2 separate regions of the Homo sapiens genome follow, and region 1 is linked to region 2. The links are chromatin contacts, found by POLR2A ChIA-PET in ENCODE. All regions are on one chromosome and are shown on one strand. Each heading gives the region's core, a stretch centred on a gene start or an enhancer-like site at or near the end of the contact. The rest is flanking DNA. Distances are from core to core; before and after follow the strand shown.

Evidence for each region. ChIA-PET counts read pairs that join two places held with the same protein, here RNA polymerase II (POLR2A).
Region 1: POLR2A ChIA-PET joins it to region 2 with 11 read pairs in BJ. The contact joins two enhancer-like sites. POLR2A ChIA-PET finds 5 or more read pairs at or near these places in 3 of 52 experiments (BJ, WTC11 and activated CD4-positive, alpha-beta T cell).

What each region holds. Positions count from the first base shown.
Region 1 is chr3:188,605,521-188,608,220 of GRCh38, forward strand. All of the region lies in intron 6 of LPP (LIM domain containing preferred translocation partner in lipoma), which reads left to right. It overlaps LOC124906316 (a long non-coding RNA gene), which reads right to left. Exons shown (of 5, transcript XR_007096213.1): 4 at 2,073-2,250; 5 at 1-103. Among named protein-coding and RNA genes, the nearest start is that of LPP-AS1, 38 kb to the left of the region's middle. Within about 2 kb of position 1,423, at least 3 of the 41 ENCODE cell types and tissues checked have a DNase peak (open chromatin) inside an H3K27ac peak, as active enhancers do.
Region 2 is chr3:188,384,080-188,386,779 of GRCh38, forward strand. All of the region lies in intron 3 of LPP (LIM domain containing preferred translocation partner in lipoma), which reads left to right. Among named protein-coding and RNA genes, the nearest start is that of LPP-AS1, 180 kb to the right of the region's middle. Within about 2 kb of position 1,277, at least 4 of the 41 ENCODE cell types and tissues checked have a DNase peak (open chromatin) inside an H3K27ac peak, as active enhancers do.

The DNA.
Region 1 (2,700 bases), core at 173-2,672, 220 kb after region 2:
AGTTGAGGATTTGGGCTTAGTATTCAGAATACAGATGAATTCTGGAGACAGAAATTCTAAAGTCTTCATAACATAGAAGGTATATCAAGTTGTGGCCATGGTCCTGGAGACAATCGAGAGACAAAAGCAGAGATCTGGTGTCAAATAAAGGGAATCATTATTCAGCGGCTATTGAGCAATATATTGGGTATTGTCATTAGTAACAATTTCACAGAAAGATTTAAGAAGCATTTTATTTTTCGTAAGATAATATTCCATTTGATGCAGATAGATAGCTTTCTGGTAAACTAGGTTGATCCAGAGATAAAGATTAAAAAATTCCCAGGGACATTTGGTTAACATTTTACTTCCAATGGTTCTCAACTAGAGAGGAAACCACCTCCTGATGGGGAGTTTGGAAATGAATGGGCACATTTTTATAAACTGTCACAATGACTGGAGGACACTGTTATCATTTATCGGGTAGGGAGCAAAATACATTACTGTCAAACTCAAGAAGACCATAGTACTCTGTTGAGAGACACTGATAAACTCTTGTGCCACATATGTTTCTCTGGCTTGCTGATTGTGAAGTTCCGAGCTGACTGTCAAGAACGGTCACAGACCTTCTCTAGATTTTCACCTCCACAGTACTCTCTTTGTCCTGAACCTAGAGGAGATGACGGCTCTGCCTCTGCTAGTTCCATATTATTTCCCTGTCCTTCGTGACTCCTCTGCAATTACATGGGGCCATGTACATAATACCTGTGTAAATCAGATCCTTGAGAAGACCTAGTTGGTGTGTGCTGTCATTTTTATTTGAATCCTGACTCTTATGGCTATCTTTTCCACATATCATTTGTCTCAAATATAGTTTCCTAGGGATCTCATAGTTCCAGATTTAGCTTCCTGTTAAGTTACAAGAAGCTCTTGGATAGAGTGGTATCTTTTTGTTTGGTTGGTTTTTGTGTTTTGTTTTGTTCTGTTTTTTTGGATATTCGTCTTTAAAAGGGTAAACTTGTCATTTACTTTTGTAATTTAAGCAGCCTGGATATTCTTGTCTTGTTGGTGGAGGGGCTTTACCTTTCTGCTTGAAGGTGGTCCCAATAGTACTAAATAGAAACATAGTTTCCTCATTAAGCAATTTATTAAAATATGTATGTTCAAGACATTCCTAAAAAATACTCAGTTAAGACTCCAACATTCTATTACAGAGGACGTGGAAAAGGCATTTTGAACCTAGAAAAAATTTAAGGTCAGATTTTTCTCGTCAATAATGCCAGTCATAAAAAAGTCAGCGTAGATGGGCATTGAATGAAAGAGGGAATAAAGCTTTGCTTTTCTTTGATGACTCAAGATCAGCAGAAACCCAGAGTTCCTATTTTGAACACTTTACAAACCCAACTATAAATGGAGACAGTGACTGAGCAACTGGGCTGATGACAGGCATGCTCTCTGCTGCAGCTGTAAAGTCTGCCCCAAGAAAGCAGTTCAAAATTTGCATAGTTTGAAATTGAAAACCAATAACATTCATTAACAAAAAAGAATATAGACCTAACTCCTTAAAAGTAACTTTTTTTTTATAAGTTTCTTCTTTCAGTCTCTTTCTTGGTGAAGACACACACACACACACACACACACACACACACACACACACACACACACACTATTTAAACATCCTGAAGTCTTTGAATTAAAGCAACAGGGCACAATTTCAGGAGCCATTGCTTTCTTCTAGGAAATACCTCACTATTAGAGCTCTCTTTGGAGATGAGAAGATTTTTCTCAACTTTATTATGAATTCCATTGTGTATGTGTGAGCACGTTTCTGAATATTTTACATATTATAACTGTATGTTTGAAAATAGAAGATATATATATATATATATATATATATATATATATATATATATATATAATTTTTTTTTCCTTTGCAGTTTTACGTGCCTTACATCACGGGAGCTGGAAGGGGTAGAGAATAGGAATAATTTTAAAGCATATTTATTTATGTTCTTCATGGTTAAAGAAAACTATGCCAACATTCTTCTGGCCCACATATTCAATTAAATACATAGTGAATCTTTTCTACTTACTGGATTATTTGGTGCTTCCAAGCATTTATTTTTGGCATTTCATTTCGTTTTTGTTTTTGCAGGAATTTTTGAAGTTTTATTATGATTTAACATTTTTATTTTGAAAATCGAGCACATTTTAAAAATTACTCTGCTGTAGCTGTAGTCTGCCCCCAAAAACAGATACTTCAAAATTCACCTATTTTGAAAATAAAAATGCAGGTATAGAAATTTACATATACAGATTACTTATTTATCTATGATTTGTTATGTGTATATAAATCTATTTATACAATCATCTATAAATACAGATATGCAAATATGTTATTTTTTGAGACTTAAATGTCTGTAGCAATCCTTTTTTTATGTGGTATTTTTCCATTAGTCATTTTCTAAGCCTCTTCAACATGTAAAGCTCTGTGAGGTTAATGGGGGGAGAGTGGTGTCCTAGGATGATGAATAGTGTGTCTCTCCCTGTCCCCCAGTCTGGTAGAGAAGCTGTGCACAATAGATTAGACCAAATAGATTTCTACATTTTCAATCAGAATTAGCTGTGGCCAGGAGATAAGAACAGACAAGGTGCACCCCTGTGTGTCTGCCTTCTCTCTTGGAGCAGGCCCTCCACTTCCCCTTTTGTTTAAGTTCAGAT
Region 2 (2,700 bases), core at 27-2,526:
GTACTCCATTGTTTTAATTCTCATCCTCTCTGACCATTAGAAATATTTTGCTCCATGTGTCTTTGACGAAGTTTATGTATTGTTTTATGAAGTGTAAATTCTTGCCCTTGCCCATTTGATCTATTGAGTTTATGCCTTCTTTCTTTATTTGGGATCCAAAATATTTATTAACTCTCTGCCTGACCTATTTGTTCCAAACATTTTTTCCAAGTCTGTTTGCCTTTTTAGTTATGGTAGTGTATGTATGTGCATGTGTGTGTGTGTGTGTGTGTGTGTATAGATCTACATACATGTGTACACACCATATATATATGGCTTATAATGGGGACAGAATCACTTAGCAGATGGGCAACCCTGATGATCCAGGTATTTACGAAGGGACTCAAACCATCTTCAGTTGTCTAGGTATTCAGAAGAAAAAAATTCAGAAGGCTGGGCGCAGTGGCTCACGCCTGTAATCCCAGCACTTTGGGAGGCTGAGGCGGGCAGATCATGAGGTCAGGAGATTGAGAGCATCCTGGCCAACATGGTGAAACCCCGCCTCTACTAAAAATTCAAAAATCAGTCAGGCATGGTGGCACATGCCTGTAATCCCAGTTACTTGGGAGGCTGAGGCAGGAGAATCGCTTGAACCACGAAGTCGGAGGTTGCAGTGAGCTGAGATTGCGTCACTGCACTCCAGCCTGGGCGACAGAGCGAGACTCTGTCTCAAAAAAAAAAAAAAAAAAAAAAAAAAAAAAAAAAAATTTCAGAAGTCCCGGAGTCCTTTCCATGATGCATTTGAAGGGCCAGAGAGATAGAGGCATGCCCTATGTAGTACATCTTGCTGCTGTCCCTCGTGTGTTTACCCTATGGGTCAAATGAGATGGTGTTGGAGCAATCAAAGGATACAGACCAGTACCCAGCCTTTCTTGTCAAGACTTTGCCTCTCCTTGGGATGTTCACACACACCTACCCCTATTTTCTTTAGGGATCTAGTTGCTTACTTATTTTAGACAGTACATCCTTTATGGCCTTGCTGAAATGTAACTCCTTGATGGAATCTCCTCTGGTTTCTTTCTATCTGTCCACCTCAATTGAGAACTGATTTCCTTCCCCTGAACCCCTCACCTTCCCATAGTGCTTTAGCTGTAGCTTCTTTATTCAATGTTTCACTTTTTACTTTGGACCAGAGATATTTATGAACTTTACAAAATCTCTTTTAAGGCAGATATTTCAGTTCTCTTTGCATTAACACAGGACTTGTTGGATGATTGAGTAAGCGTGTGGGGGGGTGTGAAGAGAGGGTTCATTTGTTCCTTCCTCGTGACAGAGCTGAGAGGGGAAGGGCCCTTGCTGGTGGTGGATGGGCCCTGAGGGTTAATTGGGCTGAGTGTGGCCACAAAGCAGAAAGACTTGCTGTGCTTTCTGAACTTACGTAAGTTACAAACACTATTAAAATGTCACAAACAAATAAGAGAATGAGGACTGTACTTAGGTTCCATACTTGTGGTATGGAAAGCTATCTAAAATAAAATTAGCTACATATCTCTGCAGATTTCTCTGATTCACTCTACAAAGAAGCAAGTGTTTAATCTAATTCTGCAAATATTTGAGACTCTTTACCAGGCGTTGTGGAACATGCTTTATGACTGGAAAAGATGATAAAGGCATAGTTTCTGCCCTAAGGAGCTGTTTGTGCATCTGTTGGAGGATATAGATATTTTAACAGGAAGATTCTAACACTAGGTAGGCTGGGTCCTTTGTGATAAAGTCTGCATTAGAAATATGTGAGAAGAAAAGATTAACCTGAGTGCGGTCTCTCATGAAGTTGCTAGTATACTCTTCTTTCTTTATGCATTTAACCCCAAAATTATCTCTACTGAGATGATTCTTCTTTTGTATGTCAAATTTTACTTGGCTTCTCCCTCACCCTGACTCCTAGTCCCACCATTTTAATTTTATCATGATTTGAATAATATCACAAGGGAATGAAGAATTTATTCTTTTTTTCAATAGGTGAACAAAAAAAAGTATGAGAAATGATTGATGTGTATTTCAACATTGAGAAAACCCAAGGAATTAGGAAGAAAGTTCTCTGGCATATCAGGAAATAGGAAATGATCTCACCAATTGCTAGAAGTGGTTGCTCAGTCTCTTGGAAAGTGCACCTTCAGTAGATAGCACTTAAGTCATAGCATGCGCGCACACACACACACACACACACACACACACACACACACACACACATAATCTCTCTGCCTTATTAGCCATTTATTCTCTACTGTCTTTCAGTAGATGATTTCTTTTACCTTGTTCCTTTCTAAATATTACCTCCACTGGGACCTAATTACAACCCCTCAAAATTCACATTACATTGGAATAGATGTGAGCTCCCAATGTTATCTTTAGGCATTACAGAATATTAGAAACTGACTGTGGTTATCCATTGTGTATGCAGGTATATAAACCTCTTTTGCCCAAATCGTTGTCAGACTGCAGTGAGAAAAGTCAAGGAAATATTTCTTACTAGCTTCTGAATGTTGTATGAATTTTCCCCGAAGAATGATAATAATGCAAGCTGAGACTTTTTATATTCTAAAGTAAACATCCAAAGCCAGTTTTCCCCTTCTATTAAATGAACCTTTAACTGAGCTCTGAAATTGTGAGGAAGGACATACTTTGATGCCCATTATTCTGTTCAATAGCCATATTCAGAAG